4 separate regions of the Homo sapiens genome follow, and all the other regions are linked to region 1. Evidence: chromatin contacts called from ENCODE Hi-C or POLR2A ChIA-PET data. All regions are on one chromosome and are shown on one strand. The core of a region is the stretch at or near the end of the contact, and the rest is flanking DNA. Distances in the headings are between cores, read along the strand shown.

Evidence for each region. Hi-C counts contacts between places; a loop is a spot of excess contacts on that map. ChIA-PET counts read pairs that join two places held with the same protein, here RNA polymerase II (POLR2A). Pooled maps may share reads with other maps.
Region 2: a pooled map shows a loop between it and region 1 (15-fold over the local background). The contact joins the promoter of PANK4 here to the promoter of DFFB in region 1. A Hi-C loop is called at or near these places in 2 of 37 single-sample maps with no recorded cell type and 8 of 50 pooled maps. POLR2A ChIA-PET finds 5 or more read pairs at or near these places in 1 of 52 experiments (A549).
Region 3: a loop to region 1 is called in a pooled map, with 11 times the contacts of the local background. The contact joins the promoter of MORN1 here to the promoter of DFFB in region 1. A Hi-C loop is called at or near these places in 4 of 50 pooled maps.
Region 4: a loop to region 1 is called in a map of sigmoid colon, with 7 times the contacts of the local background. The contact joins the promoter of PEX10 here to the promoter of DFFB in region 1. A Hi-C loop is called at or near these places in 1 of 168 maps with a recorded cell type or tissue (sigmoid colon), 1 of 37 single-sample maps with no recorded cell type and 9 of 50 pooled maps. POLR2A ChIA-PET finds 5 or more read pairs at or near these places in 1 of 52 experiments (PC-3).

What each region holds. Positions count from the first base shown.
Region 1 is chr1:3,855,423-3,858,741 of GRCh38, forward strand. It overlaps DFFB (DNA fragmentation factor subunit beta), which reads left to right and starts at 2,054. Exons shown (of 7, transcript NM_004402.4): 1 at 2,054-2,295; 2 at 3,296-3,319. The coding sequence starts at 2,182. CEP104 (centrosomal protein 104) reads right to left here and starts at 1,789. Exons shown (of 22, transcript NM_014704.4): 1 at 1,467-1,789. RefSeq lists silencers at 1,456-1,955, 2,886-2,935 and an enhancer at 2,096-2,275.
Region 2 is chr1:2,524,636-2,528,117 of GRCh38, forward strand. It overlaps PANK4 (pantothenate kinase 4 (inactive)), which reads right to left and starts at 1,961. Exons shown (of 19, transcript NM_018216.4): 1 at 1,829-1,961. The coding sequence starts at 1,952. RefSeq lists enhancers at 1,988-2,708, 3,430-3,482.
Region 3 is chr1:2,390,159-2,393,832 of GRCh38, forward strand. It overlaps MORN1 (MORN repeat containing 1), which reads right to left and starts at 1,396. Exons shown (of 14, transcript NM_024848.3): 1 at 1,300-1,396. The coding sequence starts at 1,375. It overlaps RER1 (retention in endoplasmic reticulum sorting receptor 1), which reads left to right and starts at 1,683. Exons shown (of 7, transcript NM_007033.5): 1 at 1,683-1,800. RefSeq lists silencers at 969-1,098, 1,259-1,328, 1,459-1,568, 1,669-1,968 and enhancers at 1,392-1,686, 1,555-2,427.
Region 4 is chr1:2,410,162-2,413,817 of GRCh38, forward strand. PEX10 (peroxisomal biogenesis factor 10) reads right to left here and starts at 2,403. Exons shown (of 6, transcript NM_002617.4): 1 at 2,230-2,403; 2 at 210-290. The coding sequence starts at 2,341. RefSeq lists enhancers at 1,050-1,630, 1,631-2,211, 2,212-2,792, 2,793-3,372 and silencers at 1,989-2,368, 2,529-3,128.

The DNA.
Region 1 (3,319 bases), core at 804-3,303:
TGTCCCAAAGTGTTGGGATTACAGGCGTGAGCCGCCGAGCCTGGCTAGTCTCTGAACCTAACCAACACTCTCTGTTACGGCTCGAAGACATAAATATAGGACCTTTTCAGTCAAACAGAAGGGTGTTTCCAGTATGCTATACTGCCCCCAACAAATCTAAAACAAAGTACTGGCATTTAAGAACCAGCTAAGAGAAATGCACAGGGACTGTGGAGGCAATGCTATTACCTCAGTCTGGTATTTGAAAAGGATTCCTTTTTTAGTCTACCCCCTCCCAAAGACCTTCCAGTTGTACCCTAGGGTCCCCTCTGTGTAAACCTTCAAGTGTTACATAAGATACTTGGAATGTCACTGAAGGATGCCACTTTTAGGCTCTATAAAAATCACCATTAACAATTTGGGAAGAAGCAAAGCTCTGTTGAACATCCAGTTATTGGCTGGTCTTCCTCACCAGAGGCATGAGGGATCCCTGTTGTCCCAGGGGCAGCCATCGACATCCCGACAAATGCCAGAGTACATCTCTCCCCAGGCAGCGATGACTCCATGGCGGTCTCATCCCTCACTACACTTTTCCTAGTGCTGGCATGGTAAAAGGCAATTAACTATAAATTAAACGGAAACTCAGTGTAGCAACTTCCATTTTGTTACAAGACTAGGAAACAAAACTTGTCTCTGATTTTCTTTTTAAGAAGACTTTTAAGTGTGACTGCGCGCGGTGGCTCATGCCTGTAATCCCAGCACTTCGGGAGGCCGAGGAGGGCGTATTACTTGAGGTCAGGAGTTCGAGACCAGCCTGGCCAACATGGTGAAACCCCGTCTCTACTAAAAATAAAAAAATTAGTCGGGCTACTCGGGAGGCTGAGGCAGGAGAATCGCTTGAACCCGGGAGGCGGAGGCTGCAGTGAGCTGAGATCGTGCCATTGCACTCCAGCCTGGGCGACAGAGCGAGACCGTCTCAAAGGCTTATGGGTTTCTGATCAAGTCATCTTAGCGACTGAAAGGGCTTCAGAGAAATCTGAACTTAAGTGCAAACAAAACAAAACAAACTCCAAAACAAAAAACAACCAACCATCAGACTTTAATCTCTATAGGGACAGAGCAATTTTCCTCAAACTTTTGCTCAGCAGAACACATCTGAAACTGGCCCCCTATGTGCTACGCATCCAGAAGAGGAAAAGCCGGATCTGAAAACAATATTCCACGCTAAATGGGCCGTCCCGGCCGGGGCAGGCGGTCCCAGCACCCGTGCTGAGCTCCCCGGCATACGGCACGACGGGGCCGCGCCGGCTCTTCGGCGACAGCAAGGCCGGCATCTAACTCCACACCGTCCGCGCTTGCACCGCGCACCCAGGCTTCGTACCCAGCTCCCAGGTGGGGACCGCGCCCCCGCGGCGCCCGCGCCCCGCGCCCCGCGCCCCGCTCCCCACTCCGGCCCTGGGCCGGCGCCGCAGCGGCCCGGAAGGTACCTGCTTAGAGGGAAGGGCCCCGACTGGCGCTGCCGCGGCCCCGGTGGAGAGGGCGGCTGGGTCGGAGCGGTGCCGCGGCCCGGGGAGGCGGCCAGGCGGCGCCTCAGCACCCGGACCCCAGGGGCGTGCGGGACCCGGCTCTCGTGGACTTCCTCGGCAGCCGCCGCTTCCTCAGACGGAACTCGGGGGGCGCCCCTTCCGCCGCCCCAGGCCGCCTTGCACCCCAAGCTGCTGCGGCAGTGACAGGGAAGAAGCAGACCCGGCCACCTCTGCCCATAGCCCCGGCCGCAGCCTCCACTCTCATGACAACCAAGCCCAGCCCTGGGCCAGGGCCTCTGCGCGTGCGCGACCCCGCCCCACCCCAGGCCGCGCCTGCGCACAAGGGGAGGGCTCCGCTACTCTGGCCCTCAGGGTTGTGTAGTTTCCGGGGCCACGGCACCTGGGCACACCAGGTGGCGTCGCGCCTTTGCTTTCCTGAGCCTTCTGAGTAAGGTAATGTGGTGTCCGTGGGGCGACGCCTGCGCACAAGACCGCGTCGGGCCTCACTTTTCCCAGGCCTTCTGGGTAATGTAGTTTCCGGGATCGGCACCCGGCCTGTGCCAGCTTGCAGAGCTCACCAGGTGCAGACCCCTGCGGCCAGGGCGAGGACGGATCTGAGCAGCTGGGCAGCAGGTGCCACCGCCTGTGGGACCCAGAGGGCTTGAGGACATCTGCAATGCTCCAGAAGCCCAAGAGCGTGAAGCTGCGGGCCCTGCGCAGCCCGAGGAAGTTCGGCGTGGCTGGCCGGAGCTGCCAGGAGGTGCTGCGCAAGGGCTGTCTCCGCTTCCAGGTGCCCGCTGGGCTAGGCGGGGACGGCCCGTCGGGGAGGCGTGTGGGGAGAATAGGAGGTGCCGCTTTTCCTCTTCCAAAACGGAGGGTGCAGGCGGCGCCCGGGGCGGGTAGTTTTCGTTCGCCTCAGCCGCTAGGACCCCGGGCCCCCGCAGCCTGGGGTTCCTGAGCGTGGCTTCAGAACGCAGGGGGGTTGGGGGACGACCTGGATCACCCCTTCCCTCTTCCCACCTCTCGGGCAGGACAGCCCTGCATCAGAGCTAGGAGACCCGGGTAGAGTGCCAGGTACTGGCACGCGGGGTCACGGCTGCTCTGCCTGTCCGGCCTCAGCTTCCCCTTGAGTAACATGAAAGGCTTGGCTAGGTGGGCTCTGCAGGCCCCTTCCAGCCCTCGCAGCTGGGGATTGCAATCGTCACCTTATTCTAGGTTGGTTTTCTTTTTAGACCAGTACTAGGGTTACCAGGTGTGCATTGCCGGGGTCGGTGCGGGTGGGGTGGGAGTAGCCATAAAATGCCTAAAACTGACCAGTGCAGAGTAACAGGGAACCGGACTCCAACAAATTAACAGTGCCACGTGCCGGTCACACTTGTGCACAGAGGCAACCAACCGTTCTCCTTCGTGTGCCAGCACCGCTCTGGCGGCTGTGTGCTGGGGATGGTGGTGTTCAGCTCCTGGCAGCAGGGAGGCGGCGCTGTCAAAGACAGGCTCTATTTGAAGCGCCCTCAGGAGCTCATTTAAAAAGGGTGAATCCTGCAGAGCCAGCAGTCACCCCCTGATGTATGTTTTTCCTGACTCTTCGTATTTTAGAACGGCCCGCAGTCAGGCGCCCTTGCTCCCGCTCCCTCATCCTTGCCTGGGCGTTGGAGCGACTGTGGCATACAGGCGGCAGCCTGAGCCTGCTTCTTTAAGCACAGCTCATTCCGGTCGTTTGTGAGGCCTGCAGATGCAAAGCCCTCGTCTTGAGACCCTTCCTCCTCCTGTTGCTTCTCCCGTCCCTGCAGCTCCCTGAGCGCGGTTCCCGGCTG
Region 2 (3,482 bases), core at 711-3,210, 1.3 Mb before region 1:
CAGCCCCAGCTCTGCGGCTTCACTGGCCTCTCGGGGCCACACAGAACATCCACGGTGAGCCCTGTTCTCCTGGCCATTCCCCAAGTGACTTATGCAGGTCAACTGCAATTGCATTTCAGAAACATTTAATCCCGACTTGCTTCCAGTAACAGAATCCCCCAGTGTAAGGGCAGCAGAACCTTGCAGAGCACACGCTCTACCGGGCCTCAAGGTCTCAGAAGGCTGGGAAGCATGGCTGGGGAGCCTCTGGTGAGGCCTGCGGTAGACAATCCCCTAGGCTAGGGCTGCAAGCTCAGCACCTGCAGCCCAATAACCAGTCAGTCCCAAGTCCTATCAGCGGTCCCTAAAGATGCTACTCACACGTTCTCATACCTGGCACCAGGCCACACCCCCTAAGAAGCATTGCCTCCCATAAGCTCACTGAAAGGTGGGAGCCAGGACCTATAGCTACTTCCATTCTCATCGCCCCCCACTTCCCTAGAGGACACCCTTCCCTGGCTGGACATCTCAGAGAGATGATGACACCAACAACCCCGAGGACACCACAGCAGCAAACATGTCAGATGCACCAGGAGCACACAGCTCAGAGGGAATGGCCTGGGTCTCTCTGAGTCCCAGCTTTTCCAGGGAGGTGGGAAGCAGTCAGCGGCAGGCCCATTCATCCCAGTATTTACTGGGCGGCAAAGACAGGTTGGGCATCCTTTTCGGGGGCTGGGGCTACAAGACACACCGCTGCTCTTGTGGGATTCACACACAAGCAGACTCAGCCTACGACCGAGATGAGTGCTAAGAGGGAGAGGTATGTGAAGCCGCAGCGGCTATTCAAGGGGGGTTTCTCCAGGTGAAGCTGCCCCCAGGAAGCCCTCATGCCTGAAACATGGGCAGAGTAGGAGAGCAGGGAGTGGCTGGTTCAAATCCTGGTTCTGCCACTTTCTAGCCCGATGACCCTGGGCAAATTAGTTCACCTTTCTGGGGCTTGGTATCCTCATCTGCGAAAAGGGAGTAATTCGCGTTCCTCCCCTAGAGGTGGCTGGGAGGTGTCCGGGAGTCAGGAGCGTGGGAAAAAGGTCTAGAACAGAGCCTGGCCCGCCGTCATTACTGAGAGCACAGCCATCAGGCAGGAGGGTCTGCAGCGGACCCTGGAGAGGCCAGGGCAGAAGTGCAGGCCGCCTTAAAGGCCACGGAAGGCACGGGTGGCTTTTAAACCAGAGGCACGAGTTCCCAGGTCCCACGTCCACGGCCGCCTGAACTCACGCCCGGCGTCCACTCTCCAGAGAGCGGGGCCTGTGCACGGACTGTCCGGCCCGCGGGCCACAGCTGGCCACGCCGCGGGAACGCGCGGCCTTTTCGGGGCCACTCTGCCAAGGGCTTCCCGCCGAGCTCGTCCTCGTCTCGACCAGAACTAAGGACCCCAAATCTCAGGCCAGCCACCAGCCAAGCGGCGGAGCCGGGGCGCCCAGATGCCGATGTGGCCGAAGACATAAAATTCCGCCGACCCTCCCACCTCGCGGCGGGTAACGCTGGACCCCGGCCCCCAGCCACCCAGGACGGCCGCGCGAACTACCAGGCCCGGCAGGCCCCGCTCTGGTCCCTGCGGCGCCTGCCGGTAGCTGTAGTCCGGCCGTCGCCCCGAGCCCGCGCATCAGCGACCCTGCGGACTACAAGGCCCGTGAGGCTGTGCGCGGGCCCGCGGACTACAAGGCCCGTGAGGCTGTGCGCGAGGCCCGCGCCCCCGCCCTTCGTCCTTCCCGCCGCCCCCGCTCGCCGGCCCACCGCCGGCGCCCCGCCCGCCCCCGCAGCCCGCGCCCGGCGCCCGGCCTGCGGCTACCTATGTCGATGGCGAAGCGCTTGGCGTTCTCCAGGTTGCGGAAGATCTCGTCGGGGGGCAGCGTGATGCTCTTGTCCAGACTGTCCCCGCTGCTCCCGCTGCCGCTCGCTCCACACTCCGCCATTTTGAAAGTGCCCGGCCAGCTCATCAGCCATGGAGATATATGCGCATATATTTGACTGCCAAACGCCCCCTCGCATAGATTATGTTAATGAGGCGCCGGCCCCGCCCCTTCCCTCCCCCACCCCCGGCCTCTGAGGTCTCGGCCGCTACAGGGCGAGCTAGGGCCAGTGCTGGGCAGGGGTCCGAGAGGCCCGGGGCTGCGGGCGGGCGGGCGGTTATCCTCCAGAGATCGCGCATCAGCACAGAACATCTGGACTGATGTTCTTTTACCGCGCTGTCCACAGGCTTAACTCAAGTGCTCTGAGCCCTGCTGAGGGAGGCCGCAGAGGCCGCCCACCTGCTTCTAAGGGGGCACGTGGGTCTGCAGACTGTCAGAGAGCCCTGCCCTTCAGCGAGTGCCTGCTGTAAGCTTGGCCCTGCACGCCAGGGCGAATGTGATGCGCTCTTTGCTAGGGTGACTCAATCCTGGCTTCCCAGGGGCGTGGGACTTTCAATGTTAAAAGTCCCATGCAAACCAGAGGAGTGGGGAACCCTGCCCCACCTGGGAGGAGCCCCAGCCTGGCATGCACCTGCGGGTAGGGAAGATGTGTGCTGTAATGGCGATCCGTGGAAAGTGCTGTGGTCGGGGGAAGCCAGGCAGGCTGCCTGTGGGCAAGACAGGTGCCTGGGAGGCTGCAGGAACAAGCCTTGGAAGCAGCTGGAGCCAGGACAGGGGTATAGGTGGGGCAGGCCAGGGTTCCAGGGTGAGTGGCTGGGAAGCCCTGCTGGCATGAAGAGATGCGTCTTCTCCAGAGGCTCTGGGCGCCTTGGGAAAAAGCCCAGTGTTGGAAGCAGACAGATCAGCCCCTCCCGGGTAACCCGGGGTCATTACTGCATGTCTCTGGCCCTCAGCCTCTGTCTGCACGTGGAGAATGCCACCAGCTGCCTGGCAGGGCTCCTGGGAGCACAGGCCTGTGGGGCGGCACAAACTCCAGGGATAATGCATCTGTGTGCGCAGGGCAAGCCTTCAGGGAGGAGGCATCCTTGCCTGTGTCTTCCAAGGGGGTGGGTGTGTGGCTCTGGAGGGGGAGCCTGCCCCAGGGAGGCCTGGGTGGAAGAGTGGAGCACACCCCAGGCGGCTTAGACCTCTGGCAGCTCAGACCCCTGGCAGCATGGTGTGCCATGGGCCAGGCTGGCAGGAGGTGCCCTCCATGAGGGGCGCCCACCTGTGTGCCCACTGAACATGCGGGAAACATGCAGGTGAATGGGGGCCTTCCCTGTCCTCTGCCCACCATACCCCGGGGCTCGGTAGGGACCACTGGCAGGCACTGGGTTGGTCTGGTGGGGGGACCCTGTCTAGACTGCCTGTGGAGTAGCCAGAAAGGGGCTGAAGGCTGAGCGGAGCGAGAGGGGCTGAGCAGGAAGGAGCAGGCAGGGCAGGCCCACACACGGGGCTACCATTCAGCGGGGGTGGGAATGCGGCCCACTCCGGCCCAATCCTTGCTGGATGGATTTTGCCCCTTGGGAGCTGGTCCCTGGGAGCCACAGGCCT
Region 3 (3,674 bases), core at 146-2,645, 1.5 Mb before region 1:
GTCGACTGTTGGGCCATTCATTTGCTCATTTGTTTATGTGACAAGGATGAGGACCTACTTGGTGCAGAGAAGACAGGCCCAGTAAGAGGAGGGCTGGCTTGAAACAACTGCAGGTCCTTGAGAGACCAGAGGTGCTCGGGAGGTGGTGAGGAGCAGGTTGGGAGCCTTGTTGCAGGAGATGAGTGAGCCAGGGGAAGGCAGAGCGGCAGTGTCAGTGAGGCACACAGGGGAGGAGCAGACTCTCCCATCCCCTGCCGTGGCCCTTCAGTGGCCTCCTATCGCTGGGGAGAAAATCCACACTCATACCCAAGGATGGCCTGGCCGGCTTCATCTCCTCCTAGTTGCTGGGTGTGCCACCCGCCAACTCCTGCAGTTCCAGGAATGGGCAGGGCTCCCTCCCTACCAGCTCCTCAGGCACATTTTGTGGGCAGGGTTTATGGGAAAATGTCGGGGAGGAGGGCAGGGGGTTACTACAGGCTACTGTATCTGTCCCAAATCAGGGTCAGGTTCTACCTGAAGATAGTAGTGTTAGCTCTGAGTTCATTCCAGACCCGTTTATTTGATTCTAGAAACAGTTCCTATCAAAACCTGCTCTTTTTTTTTTTTTTGAGACTGAGTCTTGCTCTGTCGCCCAGGCTGGGGTGCAGCGGCGCGATCTCGGCTCTCTGCAACCTCCGCTTCCTGGGTTCAAGCGATTCTCCTGCCTCAGCCTCCCGAGTAGCTGGAACTACAGGAGGCACCACCCCGGGCCAATTTTTGTATTTTTTAGTAGAGACCGGGTTTCGCCATGTTGGCCACACTGGTCTCGAACTCCTGACCTCAGGTGATCCACCCGCCTCGGCCTCCCAAAGTGCTGGAAGTACAGGCAAAAACTGCTTTTGAAACGCGTCCTAGCGTTTCTGGACAGCACCGGCCAGGAAGTCAGGAGGCTTGGTGCTGCTCCTGCGCCTGCCCTCGCCCCAAGTCCTGGGCTTCGGGATCCCCATGGCAACCCCAGGTCCCGCTGGCTGTGAGGCTGCGGCCGGAACCCGGTCTTCCCGGCTAGGAGCCCGCGGGGGGCGACCCCCTGCAGGGCTTGGCCTGCTGCGGGAGGAGGGCTCGGGGAAGGGTGCGAGCCGAGCCCGAGGCGCACGGCGAGTCCTGTGGGAGTGGGGGACGCGGGGGCGGCCCTGGCTCCGCCGCGGCACCTGGACCTCTACTTTCCGAGGTGAGCATTTGGGGGTCGAGGGCGTAGAGCGATCGCACCCTGAATGGAGCCCAGGGCAGCCAGCGACCTGTCCCGTGGCCCGCAGTCGTTACCGTTCCGGGGCGGCCGCCTAGGCGGGTCCCGACGCGGCCCGCGGGAGCTCGGGGTGCCCTCGCCCGCCGCTGCCATCTTGCCGCCGAGGGTTCTCTTAGCGACCAGCAACGCCCGCTTCCATTGGTCTTTGTCGCAAGGGGGGGTGTGGCCACGGGCCTAGTCCCTGAGCCCGCGCAATCTCTGGAGCGAAGCTAGCCGGGCCCGGAGCCAGAGGACGCAGCTGCGCCTGTGCGCGTTTCCGCCGCTGTCGTCTCTTCCGCCGGGAGGCCCGCCCGCCAACGGCCTGCGCGTCTGCGCCGGAAGCGGAAATGGTTGGAGCCCTTGGCCCCGCCCTCGCGCCATCTTGGGGGCCCTGGAGGCGGCGCCGCGGAGGACGGAGCGGAAGTGCTCGCTGCAGCTTCCCGGAGCCGGAGCGCAGCGCCTGCGGCCGCCCGTGCCCCGCCGTCCTCCTTCCCGCGGCCGTGAGGGAGACCGCGGCTCGGCCGTAGCGGAGCTGCGAGGTGCCAGGAAGGGCTGCGTGGCGCGGGAACGGCCGGGCAGCGCCGCCTCCGCTTCTTCCGGGCTGTCAAGGCCGCGGGCGGGCGGGGCCGCGCTGAGGGCCGGGCGGGGAGGGCCGTCGGGGCCCGGGTGGCCGCGGGGACCGTGTTCCCGACCCGCGGCCCTGAGGGGTACGGGTCGCGCCTCGGGGTCGGGCCCGGGACGGGGTGCTGGGGGGTGCGGCGGAGCCCTGGGGCCTGCGAGGGTCGGGGGAGCGGGAGAGGGGCCGGGCGGGGGCTGCAGCCCTCGAGCCACCCGGGCCGCATCTCGTCCGCATCCCCTGCTTGGCATCTGGGGGAAGCGGGCAGTCGCGGCCCCCACAGCGCTGCGAGTTGGGCTGTATTCCAGAGTAATGTGCCCTGTCCCCATCCTGCGTCCAGGTCAGCGCTTATCTGTAGGATTTAGTGTTAAGCTCTGGGGTGAAGGCGTTACTGACGGGCTGAAGGGAAACTAGTTACATCGGTTTTGATCGTATTCTAAATAGGCAATAAAATCATAAATTCTCCAGGCTGACTTAGTACTGGTCTGTGGCCCCACTGATAAAGGTATCGTTCGTTTCTCTGCCAGGTGTCTCACAGCACAGAGGGCTGCTTTCAGCCTAAGTACCTTCAGTGGGCTTTTGCCCTTTTCCCTTTATGAAGAGTAGAGACTGGCCGCTAGTCCTGGAAGCACTTTATTTTTAGTTGAGTTGACATTTCCCAGGAAGATGCAGTTATCCCCGTAAGTGGATAAAGGGTTCTCAGTAATTCAGACTCTCACATGGCTTCTGCCGTATGCCTGAGGTGACGGCGACGGCGGTAACAGTGTGTCAGAGCCAGGTGGAGATATAAGATGGTCAGGCCCAGAGGAGCGGGGAGCCCAGGCTGGAATGTGGCCTTGGGAAGGAGGAAGAGACGGGGTCTGGGAGGGCATTTCAGAGGACTGAACAACACCAGAGGCGTGAAGCTTGGTGCACGGCAGCCGGGGGCTTTCTTAGTCCCGGAGGAATTGGGGATGGGGACGTGAAGAGAAAGGTGGGAGCCAGACTGTCAATGCTCCCGGACGCCAGGCAGAGGACTTCATCCTTTCCACGTGCAGAGTGATGGACCACAGATGTGGATGAATGTGACGGGCCTGGAACAAGGCACATAGAGAGTCTTACACTTTCTGGCACGTCCTCATGGTCTCTGCTTGGACTGGTTTTATCTCCCTTTCTGTTTTGTTTGTGACCAGGCATAAAGCAGTCACCTTCAACAGGTAATTGATGGGCTGTCTACTATGTAATGGACTTCCAGGTGGCAGGGCCCAGCCCCGAACCAGACAAGGGACCCCTCAAGGAGCTTCATTCTAGCAGGAGAAAATTGAGAAGTAAACCAGAAAGGTATCAGGAAACAGTTGTACACAAAATAAAAATAGGGTGATGTGATGTAAGGGACTGGGGGTCAGTGTGGGCGGTAACGGAGGCCTGTGAAGAGGAGGTGGGCTTCAAACTGAGCAGAGAAGAGGACTGCAGAGGGGGCAGCTGGTGTGAGGGCTGGCCCTGATCCAGGAACAGGGCTGGCACTGCCTTGCCCGGCTCCAAGGGTGCTCCACGGGCTGCCCACTGATTCCTCACGAGAGCCTTGTGGAGAAGGCATGAGAGGTGCTGTTGTCCCATTTCACAGACTGGAACCTGAGGCATCCTGGAATAGCCTGTCCTAGTCACACTGGCAGAGAGTGGTAGAGCCAGGATCTGAAAGCAGGCTGTTGGAGTCCAAAGTTCACGTTCTTGCTCCTGCCGCCCTGCCTCAGGCTATTCCTGGCAATGCGTTCAGTCAGGGTGCAAGCTGTGTTTGGTATACGTGTGTGTTTGGTATAC
Region 4 (3,656 bases), core at 1,153-3,652, 1.4 Mb before region 1:
AGGGACACACAAAGGCTGGAAAAGTCGGCTCCCTGCTGGGAGCAGATGCCTCGCCTCCCTCGGAGCAGTACCTCCTGCACTTCCCTGAAGCAACCTCACCCGGGCCAGCTCCAGGAGCTTCTCACACTGCCTGGCAGCCCCCTGGCCACCGTCCCCAGACTTGGTGTGTGTGGCTGCCCTCAGTCCTGAGGTCCCGTGGGAGCTTCTACCTGCAAGTGTGGTGAGGCCAAAGTAGGCCACATCTGAGAGCAGCTCAACCTCCTTCCTCCACTCCAGCCACTTCCTCGCACCTGAGAGGAGAAACAGTATTAGTCCGGGGGAGCTGGTGGGCATCCTCTGAGGATGAGGGACCACAGTCCTCCCCCAGTTGTCTAGGCCCAGATCCAGTCCCACCCCTTCCATGAAGCCAACACTCACTCCCTGGCCTCCCTCTCTGCTTCTGTCTCCGGAGGCACCACCTTGACTTGCCTTAGCGTGAGCTGCAGACAGTCTGCGAAGAATCTCCCACCTGTGCTCATCTCTTGCTCCGGGATTCCCCTGAGCAACTGTTCTAGGGCCTATGAGGGCCACATGGAAAGATGGTCTGGGGTATTAAGATTACAGGCCAGAGGCCAACTGTCTAGCATCAAAAAGCAGCTCTCCAACTTGCTGGCTGTGAGGTCTTTCTGGAATCTCAATTTGCTCATCTATCAGAAGAGTAATAAGTCCTACTTGGAGGGATGTTTGAAGATTCAATATTTGTAAAACACTGGGAACAGTGTCTGGCACAGGGGTAAGTGCCAAGTGTACTGTAAAACAAGTAAGTACACACACAAAAAATTCTCATCATGTCACTCTCCTGTTCAGAATCCACCAATGGCTGCCCACCTGACACCCATGGGCCTCCCGGCACGGAGCCTGGCTGTCCTCTGATATTTACCCATGCTCTTCCTGTCCCATGGCACTGTTCCTTTGGCCACGACACCCCCACCACTGGGCTCTAGTGCCACTGCTCCCTGAAACGTTCTGCTGGGAGTTCATGCCTTTAACGACTGCCTGCCCCACCCCCCAAAGACTTGATGGCTTTGCCTTTTTTTTTTTTTTTTTTTTTTTGAGATGGAGTCTCACTCTGTTGCCCAGACTGGAGTGCAGTGGCACGATCTTGGCTTACTGCAACCTCCGCCTCCCGGGTTCAAGTGATTCTGTCTCAGCCTCCCAAGTAGCTGGGATTACACGCACGCGCCACCACGCCCTGCTGATTTTTGTATTTTTAGTAGAGACGGGGTTTCACCATGTTGTGTAGACTGGTCTCGAACTCCTGACCTCAAGTGATCCACCCGCCTCGGCCTCCCAAAGTGCTGGGATTACAGGCGTGAGCCACCACACCCGGCATCTTTTTTTTTTCGTTTTTTAATCGGTGATGGGGTCTGGCCCCGTCGCCCAGGCTGGAGTGCAGCGGCACAATCATGGCTCACTGCAGCCTCATCCCTCGGGCTCAGGCGATTCTCTTGCCTCAGCCTCCTGAAGAGCTGGGATTACAGACGCCGCCACCACGTCCGGCTAATTTTCAGATTTTTTGTAGAGACGGGGTCTTGCCATGTTGCCCAGGCTGGTTTCAAACTCCTGGGCTCAAGCGATCCTCCCGCCTCTGCCTCCCAAACTGCTGGGATGACAGGTGCTGCTTCATTGAGTACACTGGCTTCTGTACTCAGCTCCCGGCCTGGTGAGGCAGGCAGGGCCTGGCTGAGCCTACACTGGGGTCAGCAGGGCGAGGGGCCTGGGCTGCTGCTCAGGCCTAGGAAAGGCCGGGGTCAGTGTGAACCGGACCGAGGTATGAGGCGTTCGCGCCGCGGGCGCTCTGACCCCTCTGCTCACAGGGGAGGATCGGAGGGAGGCTTGAAGCACTTGCCAAGGCCTCACACCTGGAGGGGACAGAGTCTTCCCCAGCCGCTGGCGTCAGCTGGACCTGCCCTGAGCTGGGGACGGGAAGGGCTTGGGCGGGAACTGGAGGCCCACGCAGGTCCCCCGCGGTGTCTGCGGCCTGTGCCTCTGGGGCCACCTGGCCAGGGAGGGCAGGAGGTGCCCCGCACATCCCTGAATGGCCGCAGGGCAGGCGAAGGAGACTGCCGGGTCCCAGGTTGTGGGACGGGCCCAGGCGACCGTGACCACACACGGCAGACACCCCGCCTCCATGAGGGGCAACACCCCCTGGGCCGCTCGCGAGGACGTCCGGCCGCGCCCGGCCCTCACCCGCCAGGCTGTGCAGGGCGCCGCCCGCCGCGCTCCGCAGCCCACCGCGGTAGTACTCGTCCTTCTGCGCCGCGCGGATCACCTCCGGGGGGCTGGCGGCGGCCGGGGCCATGGCCGCGGGTTCGGGTGGTCCCGAGCAGCCACGCCGGCCACGCCCACGCCCAGACGGGCGAGAACTGATGACGGCACGACGTGGCTCTGCGTGCGGCGCAGACCTCTGCGTCAAGGTGCTGGGGCGGGGCCGGACTGGGGCTGGAGGCGGGGCCAGGGCCCGGGCGGAAGCGGGGCTGGAGTCCGAACCAGCGCAGCGCGGGGCGGGGCAGCGGGAAGGTAGTCGGAGGCGCAGGGCGGAGCGGAGCGGGGCGGGGCCCGCGAGCCGAGGTGGGGGCGGGGCACGCGCGAGGGGCGCTGGCGAGGCAGCGGGATGGGCTCGCGGCCGCGTGGTTGCTGCGACCTCGGGGTCCTACGCTGCCAGGGGCCCCTGCTCTGCTCCCTGCACGTCCACGGGCCGCCCTCCCACTGGGGACAGCGCTGCGGAGTGGAGACGCTGCAGGCCCATTTACGGCTGGGGAGACGGAGGCTTTCGCTTGGGTCTTCGGGAAGCCGAGCTCCCAGCGCCGGCCGCGGCGGTCCCGCCCTCGCGCCCTTTGAGCTGCGCGGGCTCTCAGCGCGGGTTGGCCAGTTCCGGGGAGCCGGTCGGTTTGGGGGCCAGAGGGGCACGAGGCGAGACCCGGGACCTTCCAGGCCCCGAGCAGCCGCCTTCCCCAGTAATCCTGCGCGAAAAGCACACGGCCGGCTTGGTGTGGACGCCCCCCTGGTGCCCACGGGAGGCAGGGCCTGGCGGGTGGGGGGCAGCCGGGAAGCCGCCGCGTGGTTCCAGGACGGGCGGAAGGTGGCCTTCCACCCTCCACCCTCCACCCTGCCTGGCCTGAGCCCCGCAGGTGCTCTGGGGAACCACATCGCAGGCGCTCCGATCCCTCTGCTCCCAGGGGACGAGCGGAGGGAGGCCTGAAGCACTTGCCAAGGCCGCACACCTGGAGGGGACAGAACCTTCCCCAGCCGCTGGCCACAGCTGGACCTGCCCTGAGCTGGGGGTGGGAAGGGCTGGGGCGGGAACTGGAGGCCCACGCAGGTCGCCTGCGGTGTCTGCGGCCTGTGCCTCTGGGGCCGCCTGGCCAGGGAGGGCAGGAGATGCCTGGTACATACCTGAATGGCTGCAGGGCAGGTGAAGGAGAAGGCCCTGTTTTTTGGCCCCAAGGGCAGCACTTGGCCCTGGAGAGTCCTGCAGGATTGCAGGAGGAAGGCAGGGCACGACAAGGGGGCGTCTGCGCCCCGCTGACCTCAGTGGGGAGGGCCTCCAGTTCCTTGCCTCACCTCTGGTTCCATCTACAGGAGCTCAGCTGTGGGATCATCCCCAGACTGGCACA